Linked DNA regions of Homo sapiens: region 2 is linked to region 1. A link is an interaction called in ENCODE POLR2A ChIA-PET data of the cell type or tissue named here. Cell type or tissue: GM12878. All regions are shown on one strand. Each heading gives the region's core, and the rest is flanking DNA. Links, peaks and the distances in the headings are about the cores only.

Region 1 (6,482 bases), core at 717-5,716:
CAAAGTGCTGTGATTACAGTCGTGAGCCACTGCACCGGCCAGATGCAGCCACTTTGAAAAACAGTTTGGCGACCAGGCACACTGGCTCACGCCTATAATCCCAGCACTTTGGGAGGCTGAGGCAGGTGGATTGCCTGAGGTTGGGAGTTGGAGACCAGCCTGGCCAGCATGGTGAAACCCCGTCTCTAATACAAATACAAAAATTAGCCCGGTGTGGAGGCAGGCACCTGTAATCCCAGCTACTCAGGAAGCTGAGGCAAGATAATTTCTTGAACCCGGTAGGTGGAAGTTGTAGGGAGGTGGAGATTGCAGTTAGCTGGGATCTTGCCATTGTACTCCAGCCTGGGTGACAAAGCGAGACTCCATCTCAAAAAAAAAAAAAAAAAAAAAGACAGTTTGGCAGTTCCTCAAAATGCTAACCATAGAGTTACCGTAGGACCTAGCAATTTCACTTCTAGGTATACATTCAAGATAAATGAAAATGTATGTCTATGCAAAAAAACTTGTACACAAATGTTCATAGCAGTATTATTCATAATAGCCAAAAAGTGGAAACAACCCAAATGTCCATCAACAGACAAAACAAAGTGTAGCATAGCCACACAATGGAACATTATTTGGCAATAAAAAGAAACGCAGTTCTGATACATGCTACAACATGGATGAGCTTCCAAAACATTACGCTAAATGAAAGATGCATGTCACAAAAGATGACATATTGTATGTTTCCATTTATATGAAATGTCCAGAATATGAAAATCCAGAGAGACAGAAAGTAGGTTAGTGGTTGCCTAGGGCTGGGAGTTTGAGGAAAAGAGTGGGTGACGGCTAATGGGTCTCAAGTTACTTTTTGGGGTGATGAAAATATTCTAAGACAGATTGTGGTGATGGATGCAGAAGTCTGAACATACTAAAATCCACTGAAATTTGTGATACGTAAATTATATCAATAAAGTTTTTTAAATATACATTTGTCAAAATTCATGGAATTGTACATCTAAAAAAGGGTGCATTTTGCTACATGCAAATTATACCTCAATTAAAAAAAAATTAACACTCCCAAAAAAGCATATAAAGTAAGCTCTGGGCCGGGCACAGTGGCTCATGCCTGTAATCCCAGCACTTTGGGAGGCCAAGGTGGGCGGATCACCTGAGTTCAGGAGTTTGAGACCAGCCTGACCAATACGATGAAACCCCATCTCTACTAAAAATACAAAAATTAGCCAGGCACGGTGGCATGCACCTGTAATCCCAGCTACTCGGGAGGCTGAGGCAGGAGAATTGCTTGAACCTGGGAGGCAGAGGTTGCAGTGAGCCAAGATGGGGCCATTGCACTGCAGCCTGGGCAACAAGAGTGAAACTCTGTCTCAAAAAAAAAAAAAAAAAAAAAAGCTCTGGAAGTTTAAAAAGTAAATTATAGCTCCATAATTATGGTTTCGTTTAGTGTAAATATGGTAAAATTTCACTAAGAAAAGGAAAGCAAAAAGAAGCTATGATCACTTTGGCTCAAATTTTATTTATTCTCTGTCTTGGCCAATAGAATGTCAATTTTCGTGTGCCTAGCCTTGTGTCTGGCTTATAGAAAATGCTAAAAGAACACTTGTGGAAGGTGGGAAGGATAAGAAAGACCATGATAGCTCAAGTCCAACATCTCCTGGAGAGGCCCATTTGGGCTACTTTCAAGCATTTTATTATTATTATTATTATTTTTTGAGACAGAATTTCACTCTTGTCTCCTAGGCTGGAGTGCAGTGGCATGATCTCGACTCACTGCAACCTCCGCCTCCTGGGTTCAAGTGATTCTGCTGCCTCAGCCTCCCAAGTAGCTGGGGTTACAGGCACCCGCCACCACACCAGGCTAATTTTTGTATTTTTAGTAGAGTTGGGGTTTCACCATGTTGGCCAGGCTGGTCTCAAACTCCTGACCTCAGGTGATCTGCCTTCCTCGGCCTCCCAAAGTGCTGGAATTACAGTTGTGAGCCACTGCGCCCAGCCCAAGCACTTTATTATTATTATTATTACTACTATTGTGGTAAAATACACATAATAAAAATTTTGCCATCTGACCCATTTTGAGCATATGATTTAGTAGTGTTAAGTATATTTACATCATTGTACAACCAATCTCCAGAACATTTTCCCTCTTCTACAATTGAAACTATGTACCCGTTAAACAACTTATTTCCTCCTCCCGTGGCAACCAACATTCTAATTTCTGTCTCTAGAAATTTGACTCCTCTAGGTACCTCATATAACTGGAACTATGTAGTATTGGTCTTTTTTATTTTATTTTATTTTTTATTTTTTGAGATGGAGTTTCACTCTTGTTGCCCAGGCTGGAGTGCAATGGCACAATCTTAGCTCACCGCAACCTCCGCCTCCCAGGTTCAAGCAATTCTCCTGCCTCAGCCTCCCGAGTAGCTGGGATTACAGGCGCCCGCCACCACACCCAGCTAATTTTTGTATTTTTTAGTAGAGATGAGGAGTCACCATGTTGGTCAGGCCGGTCTTGAACTCCTGATCTCAAGTGATCCGCCGGCTTCGGCCTCCCAAAGTTGCTGGGATTACAGGCATGAGCCACTGCGCCTGGCTGTGACTTTTTTTTTTTTTCTTTTTTTGAGACGGAGTCTTGCTCTGTTGCCTAGGCTGGAGTGCAGTGGCATGATCTCGGCTCACTGCAACCTCTGCCTCCCGGGTTCAAGCAATTCTACTGCCTCAGCCTCTCGAGTAGCTGAGATTACAGGCACATGCCACCATGCCCAGCTAATTTTTGTATTTTTTTAGTAGAAATGGGGTTTCACTATGTTGACCAGGCTGGTCTTGAACTCCTGACCTTGTGATCCACCCGCCTCGGCCTCCCAAAGTGCTGGGAATACAGGTGTGAGCCACCGTGCCTGGCCACTATGTAGTATTTGTCTTTTTGTGACTGACCTATTTCACTTTGCATAATATCCTTATGGTTCATGCATGTTGTAGCACGTGACAGCATTTCCTTCCTTTCTCGGTCTGCATAGTACTCTGTTGTATGCACACACCACATTTTGCTTATCCATTCATCTGTCACAGACACCTGGGTTGCTCCCATCCTTTGGCTATTGTGAAGAGTGCTGCTATGAACATGGGTGTATAGTTATCTCGCCAAGTCCCTGCTGCCACTTCTTTTAGGTGTAGACTCAGAAGTAGAATTGTTAGATCATATGGTAATTTGATTTTTCATCGTTTGAGAAACTGCCATACTATTTTCCATAACGGTTGCACCATTTTACATTCCCACCACCAGTGCACAATACTTCCAAGCACTTTCATGCCCTGTTACACCCCAGTCCCACTCCAAATACCTCAACAGGCAAGTCCTGCTGCACCCACTCCTACAAGGTGGTAAGTGGTGAGGGGCCAGATGAGAGCTCTGGATTTCTAGTATTCTAGGATGTTCTAGGAAGTCAGAGGAGAGGGTTGAGAACTGCATATTGTACCATGGGGCTGCAAGAAAGGGCAGGCTCAGGACTGGAGAGGATAAATAGCCCATATTTATGGACTCTTTCGCATCTTCAACTCACTTTACCTATCACCGACTACAAAATAGCTACTATTATTATTCCCATTTTACAGATGAGGAAATCGAGCAACATGGGGCAACAGAGAGAGCTTGGACTGGGAACGGTGAGACCTGTGGTTTTGCCTCATTTTTCCACTGACCTTGTTTCTTCATCTTTGAACTGAGGGGATGGGACTGGATGACACCTAAGAGAGATTCTATGAGGCAAAGCTCAGCTGCCAGCCGCCACTGCTGCTGTTTTCCTCCAGCCCCACCCGGTCGCCCTCCCTGGGTTCAAGCCTGGGGCGGCGCACGGGGCTCAGGGTGGGAAGAACAGAGCCTTCTTGCAGGTCACTGAGCAAATGCTTGACTGCTTTCTGGGGCATGTCCAAATCTGGAAGGAGAACGTTAAGAAGAAATTTCCACGGCCCTTCCCCCATCGGGGGATTTTCCATTCTGCCTGGGCAGACATGCCTCTCGGTTTCCCCAGAGCCAAGCACTGGCAATCCGTAGGTTTTATTGAATGGCTCAACTCAGTGCTAGGAGGAATGTTCTGGTTCTTGCCCTAGGAAAGGGGCAAGTTTGTTGAGGAGCCACAACTGATCTAGAAAGATGAAGTGGGGCTGGAGGCAGGGTGGTGCTGAATCAAGCATTCAGTCTAGAAGAGCCCCAGAGAGAGACCAGGGGAAACAGGAACGACCAGGGGCAACTTCCTAGAATAAGGGACCAGAGTTGGAGGGGCAAAGAAGGGCGGAGACTTGCTAGGCAGACAGGAGAGTGCAGAACAGACGAGGGCCGGGCGCGGTGGCTCACGTTTGTAATCCCAGCACTTTGGGAGGCTGAGGCAGGTGGATCACCTGAGGTCAGGAGTTCAAGACCAGCCTGGCCAACACGATGAAACCCTGTCTCTACTGAGAATATAAAAATTAGGCGTGGTGGCGCACACCTGTAATCCTGGCTACTTGGGAGGCTGACGCAGGAGAATCACTTGAACCCGGGAGGCAGAGGTTGCAGTGAGCCCAGATAGCATCACTGCACCCCAGCCTGGGTGACAGAGGTGACAGAGCAAGACTCCACCTCAGAAAAAAAAAAAAAAAAAAGAACAGATGAGGAAGAAAATAACGTGGACCAGCTTTACAAAGGTTGTCATGCACACAGGGACAGTGCAGTGGCCAGGAGAGAGTTGGATCCAAGAAATGGAAAGTATGGTGAAGCCGATTGCGGAATACAGAAAACAGGCAGCCGTTGCAGGGGCTGGTGCTGTGGCCTCTGCACTTGCCTGTCCCACTGCAGGGAACACTCTTCCCTCAGAGCATCCCCTGGCCAGCTACTAGAGGATCAGATTTAGCTCACTGTCCCCTGCTCCACAAGGCAGCATGCCCTGGCCACCCCTGCAAAAGCAACCATCCTCTAGCACAGCTCCGCATACATTTTCCCCCACAGCCCTTAACACCACCAGAAGTTAGCCTGTGTCTTTGTTCAGTGGCCACCTCCCTTCTACAGGATGGGAGTTCCATGAGAGCAGAGGTATTGCTGGGCTTGTTTCAAGGGCCTGGCACACAGCTAGCTCAGTCATTTTTGTTTGTTTGTTTTTATTTTTTCTTGCTCTGTCACCCAAGCTGTAGTGCAGTGGCACAAACACAGCTCACTGCAGCCTCAACCTCCCAGGCTGAAGTGATCCTCCCACTTCAGCCTCCCAAGTAGCTGGGACCACAGGCATGCACCACCACACCTAGCTAATGTTTTATTGTTCTTATTGTTATTCGTAGAGATGGGAGTCTCACTTTGTTGCCCAGGCTGGTCTCAAACTCTTGGTTTCAAGCAATCCTCTCACCTTCGCTTCCCAAAGTGTTGGGATTGCAGGTGTGAGCCACCGCATCCAGCCTCAGTAAATATTGCTGAGATTCACTGATCTGTACTTTGGAATGTCTTGGTGAAAGGAAGTCTATAATAACTATATATATATATATATTTTTTTTTTTTCTGAGCACCTACTATATGCCAGGCACTGTGCTAAGTGCCTTACAAACATTATCTCATTCATTCCTCTGAGCAACTGTATGGGAAAGGTGCCACCTGTTTTATAGGTGAGGAAACTGAGGCCAAGAGAGGTTTGTGAAGTTGCTCAAGGACACACAGAGACAGGATTCGAACCTCCACTTGTTTTTTTTGTTTGTTTTTTGAGACGGAGTCTCGCTCTGTCGCCCAGGCCGGACTGCGGACTGCAGTGGCGCAATCTCGGCTCACTGCAAGTTCCGCTTCCCGGGTTCACGCCATTGTCCTGCCTCAGCCTCCCGAGTAGCTGGGACTACAGGCGCCCGCCACCGCGCCTGGCTAATTTTTTGTATTTTTAGTAGAGATGGGGTTTCACCTTGTTAGCCAGGATGGTCTCGATCTCCTGACCTCATGATCCACCCGCCTCGGCCTCCCAAAGTGCTGGGATTACAGGCGTGAGCCACCGCGCCCGGCCTGTTTTTTTTTTTTTTTTAAGACGGAGTCTCACTTTACTGCCTAGGCTGGAGTGCAGTGGCCTGATCTTGGCTCACTGCAACCTCCACCTCCCAGGTTCAAGCAATTCTCCTGCCTCAGCCTCCCTAGTAGTTGGGACTACAGGTGCACACCACCACATCCGGCTAATTTTTTTTGTATTTTTATTAGAAATGGGGTTTCACCATATTGGCCAGGCTGGTCTTGAACTCCTGACCTAAGGTGATCTGTCCACCTCAGCTTCCCAAAGTGCTGGGATTACAGGCGTGAACCACCGTGCGCGGCGAACCTCCACATTTGACCTCCGGGCTAGCAGTGTCCAATAGAAATATAATACAGGGCTGGGTGCGGTGACTCATGCCTGTAATCCCAGAACTTTGGGAGGCCAGGGCGGGCAGATCGCTGAAGTCAGGAGTTCAAGATCAGCCTGGCCAACATGGTGAAACCCCATCTCTACCAA
Region 2 (5,000 bases), core at 1-5,000, 280 kb after region 1:
AATGTGAAGGACAACATGTAGAGCAAGGGACCCCAGCCCTGGGCCGTGGACTGGTACTGGTCCGGGGCCTGTTAGGAACCAGGCTGCATAGCAGGAGGTAAGCAGCAGTGGAACATGACCGACTAAGCTCTGCCTCCTGTCAGATCTGCGGCAACATTAGATTCTCATAGGAGCATGAACCCGATTGTGAACTGCACATGCAAGGGATTTAGGTTGTGTGCGTTATGAGAATCTAATGCCTGATGATCTGCGGTGGAACGGTTTCTCCTCAAACCATCCCCTCCCACTCTGGTCTGCAGGAAAACTGTCTTCCACAAAACCAGTCCCTGGTGCCAAAAAGGTTGGGGACTGCTGATGTAGACATCACAGGACCAGACCAGAGGGAAAAAAATGAATGGGAAAGTAGCAAGAGAAAAATACATGATCAAAATGGAGAAGAAAAAGGGGATTAAAAAATGCAGTTTAAGGAGGACTTGGTGTGGTGCTGCCATCTCTCCTGCCTTCAGTCTATGCACCTCTCACTGAACTTCCAATAGCACCATGTTGGAACAGGGCATCCAGAGGTTCACAACCTCTGTGGTCTACAGGAGGCATGAGGCACTATAAAGAGGGCTAAGGGAAGAACATGCTATTTTCAGTAGAAAATAAGTGGTGGTTACTAATTATAATGACTTTGCACTTTGGATCTGGATTTTATGCACATTTCTTTATAGTAAGACACCAACTGCTTAAGAAACAAGGATGTTTAATTCATCCATGAAACAGATATGAAGAGCATTTTAAGAGGTGCAATCTCTGAAAAATAAATCAAACCCTTGAATTTACATAGGATAATAGATATGTTTTAAATAAACTTATGACATAAGCCAGGCACAGTGGCTCATGCCTATAATCCCAACACTTTGGGAGGCCAAGGTGGGCGGATCACCTGAGCTCAGGAGTTCGAGACCAGTCTGGCTAACATGGTGAAACCCCGTTTCTACTGAAAATGCAAAAGTTAGCCAGACATGGTGGCAGGCATCTGTAATTCCAGCTACTCAGGAGGCTGAGGCATGAGAATCGTTTGAATCCAGGAGGCAGAGGTTGCAGTGAGCCTAGATCACACCACTACACTCCAGCCTGGGCGACAGACCGAGACTCCATCTCAAAACAAACAAACAAAACACAAAACTTATGGCATAAAAATGTGGTTTATTATTTCTTAAATTATAGATAAATTCTTAACATGTCTATATAGATTATGTAAAAGAATGAATATACAAAGAATGACTGAAAAAAACAGAATGAAGACAGAATAAGTGTTGAAATAGATTATTAGAGATACAGAAAGACATTAAAACAATTATCCTTGAACAGGGAAAAGATAGCTCTTCCTCTGAAACTTCAGTGAAAGAAATAAGAATTATTTCAAATACAGATTAGATAGATTTTGTAACTATAAGGGTTGGAATTTGAGTAAATCACACAGATAGCTTTAATTTTTTCTATGAAGTATGAGATATGCTCATCTGCTGAGCAGAAGGCAGGAGTAGAAAATGGAAGTAGGTTCAAAATAAATGTTTATTTGGGACATTTTAGCTGTATTTTACGAAATGGAAAGTGTGACTGGCCTGTAGATGAAACTGCTGGCACAGAGTAAAGTTGTGCTTTCTTTGAATTCACTCAGGGCAAAACAATAAATAAATGTATCCTGACAGAAAAACAAGGACACTTGATAATTGACTTGTGATGCATGACTTTTGTTCAATTCACCTCTATCAGAAATGGATTTGGGTATAGAGAAAACACATTTAATAATTTCATCTAGGCTGGGCATGGCGGCTCATGCCTATAAACCCAGCACTTTGGCAGGCCGAGGCAGACGGATCACCTGAAGTCAGGAGTTCGAGGCCAGCCTAGCCAACATGGTGAAACTCCATCTCTCCTACAAATACAAAAATTAGCGGGGCATGGTGGTGCATGCCTGTAATCCCAGCTATTGGGAAGCTGAGGCAGGAGAATCGCTTGAACCCAGGAAGCGGAGGTTACAGTGAGCCAAGATCATGCCATTGCACTCTAGCCTGGGCAACAGAGGGAGACTCTGTCTCCAAAAATAAAAAAATTACTTCATCTAACATATGAAACCAGACAGAAGATCCAGATTTTACAAAGAACTCTTCTTGCAAACACAAACCACAAACACACAAAACGCAGAAATAACTCAAATTATCTTGTTGCATTATTAGCTATAGTTTAGCAACTGAACGCAACTCCCTGAATTTTAACCTTGACATGCAAAATGTCTAAGAAATCCATCCTTTTCATTGTTCATCACTCATGTTTGCTGAACTCAAATACCTGATATCATAGGAACTGCTGTAGTGGAACTGAAACTTCGCTGAGGCAAAGCTACATAACAGCAGGTTGTGTTAATTACATAAAATCTTTTTTTTTTTTTTTTTTTTTTTTGAGACTCAGTCTTGCTTTGCCGCCCAGGCTGAAGTGCAGTGGCACAATCTCAGCTCACTGCAACCTCCACCTCCCGGGTTCAAGCAATTCTCCTGACTCAGCCTCCTGAGTAGCTGGGACTACAGGTGCATGCCACCATGCCAGGCTAGTTTTTGTATTTTTAGTAGAGACAGGGTTTCATCACATTGGCCAGGTTGGTCTTGAACTTCTGACCTCAGGTGATCCACCCACCTCCGCCTCCCAGAGTGCTGGGATTATAGGCATGAGCCACCATGCGGGGCCTAATTACATAAAATCTTGATAGTCATTTGAAGTTTGTGCTGTCCTCAAAGTTACTTGGTCTTCTAGAAGTTATGTTTCCAAAGAGATTTTATTCTGTCTCTACAACCCGATATCAGAAATACCACAAAGACTCAACTTAACATATATGATAACATTTAGCATCAGGAAGATCCAGAAAAAAAGAATCACCTTAGGCAGTTGAACTGAAAGAACTAAGAAAAAATATGCTAATCATGGTTATTGGTCCTAGATCCTTTTAACTACCTCCTTTAACCTCACATTCCAAGAGTACTTTTGGCTTAGAACATGATAGAAAATAGCAAAGAAGTGATAACTTGAAAGTGAAGATGAACCATCTGAAACATATGATTAAAAAGATTGAACTGCATTATTCTACTTTAAGATATACTTCTGATCAACTTATAAGACTATGTTTCATACTTTTCTGTCTCTGAATCCAGAACGTTTCTTCTTTTTCTCTTCTGGGTGAGGGGCAAGATCTGCAGTCTTTTTCTCATGGTTACAAACATCCCCTTCATCTTTATTCTTCCCTTTATCACCGATGTCACTTTTTAGGTTGTCTACACATGGTGGAGATTCTGCATGGGCCCTGGATATGCAAAAAAGAAATCTAGATTAATCTTGAACGTCCATCATACTAGACAAATAAGCAAACAGATACAGCTTAGCAGAGCAACAGCAATGAAATTTGTCAAATATTCTACATGAAGAAGTTCCTCAAAAAATATAAAATAGAACTTCCACATGATCTCTGGTTATATATCCCAAAGAAATGAAAGGGTCTCAAATAAATATTTGCACATCCATGTTCACAGCAGCACTATGCACAATAGCTGAAAGGTGGAAACAACTCAAAAGTCCATTGGCAGATGAATAAACAAAATGTGGTATATACAGATAATGGAATATTTTTCAGCTTTAAAAGGAAAGGAAATCCTGTCACAAGCTACAACGTGGATGAATCTTGAGGGCGTTATGCTAAGTGAAATAAACCAGTCACAAAACCACAAATATTGTATGACTTCACTTACATGAGTTACCTGGAATATTTAGATTTACAGAAACAGAAAGTAGAATGGGGGTTACCAGGGGCTGAGGGAAGGGGAAGCAAGGAAGTTGCTCTTGAATAAGTAGAGTTTCAGTTTTGCAAGATGAAAACGTTCTGGAGATCTGTTTCACAATGATGTGAATACCCTTTAAACTACTGAACTGCATATTTTAAAATGGTGAAGACATGTGACAGAAGCCCTCATCCACACGTCTTCCCATTGAAACCAGAGACGATGAGCCCTTCCAGTACAAAAACTAAATGTACTAGACTTCCAGCCATAGAGCGCCTCCTTGTTCTTCATCTCACTCCAACTCTTCCCATTCTCATTCTCCCCTTGTCCCAACTGTAACTGAAAGGGTGGAATATCAAGGTCTTTAGAAAAAAATGGTTAAGATGTAAGTTTTATGTTATGCACCTTTCACTACAATAAAAAGGAACATAAATAAAGAAGAAATAGGGGACCAAAATAATATAAGTATTTCTTTTTTAAAAAATAATATAAGTATTTCTGGTAGTTGAAGCCATTGCTGCAATGATATAATACTAAAATTAATTAAATATTACAGAACTGATGAAATACAAAAAGAAGACTTTTGCTTACAGCCATAATGGAGCAAACGATAATAGATCTGACTTCCTACCAGGGCAAAAATACAGAAAATTGAACAAAATATATCAAATGACTGCTTTCAGACACTGCACAGTATGCAACTCTCTAAGAAAATGGTGGCCTGGCCAGGCGTGGTGACTCACACCTGTAATCCCAGCACTTCGGGAGGCCGAGGTGGGTGGATCACTTGAGGTCAGGAGTTCGAGACCTGCCTAGCCAACATGGCAAAAAACCATCTCTACTAAAAATACAAAAGTTAGCCGGGTGTGGTGGTGCTTGCCTGGTCCCAGCTACTTGAGAAGCTGAGGCAGGAGAATGTCTTGAACCCAGGAGGCAGAGGTTGCAGTGAGCCGAGATTGTACCAATGTACTCCAGCCTGGGTGACAGAGTGAGACTCCATCTCAAAAAGAAAAAAAAAAAAAAAAAAAGAAAAGAAAAATGGAGGCCTATAATTGCCCAGAATTTCTGTCTGGAAACATTTTCTAGACCACAAAGAGGATCCCAAGCCAAATACAGTGATCTTGCTAAACTAAAGTGACAGAGATCAAAGTTTGGAAAACCTGAGGTGCCTGGAATTGGTGAGGCAGA

The links. ChIA-PET counts read pairs that join two places held together with the same protein. Peaks named below come from ENCODE experiments on the same cell type or tissue, not always from the same donor. Only the 100,000 strongest peaks of a DNase experiment are listed, where the experiment ranks them.
Region 2: POLR2A ChIA-PET joins it to region 1 with 10 read pairs; 2 of 35 experiments call an interaction of 5 or more read pairs at or near these places.

What each region holds. Positions count from the first base shown.
Region 1 is chr10:72,282,411-72,288,892 of GRCh38, forward strand. No RefSeq gene overlaps it. Among named protein-coding and RNA genes, the nearest start is that of DDIT4, 12 kb to the left of the region's middle. RefSeq lists an enhancer at 4,109-4,609. In GM12878, for the core only: no CTCF peak of the experiment used is centred there; a DNase peak (open chromatin) is centred at 3,038; H3K4me3 peaks cover 438 bases; H3K27ac peaks cover 1,281 bases.
Region 2 is chr10:72,559,724-72,564,723 of GRCh38, forward strand. It overlaps MICU1 (mitochondrial calcium uptake 1), which reads right to left. Exons shown (of 12, transcript NM_001195518.2): 3 at 3,172-3,340. It also overlaps the pseudogene COX7CP4. Among named protein-coding and RNA genes, the nearest start is that of MICU1, 64 kb to the right of the region's middle. RefSeq lists a silencer at 2,233-2,342. In GM12878, for the core only: no CTCF peak of the experiment used is centred there; DNase peaks (open chromatin) are centred at 2,268 and 3,838; H3K27ac peaks cover 252 bases.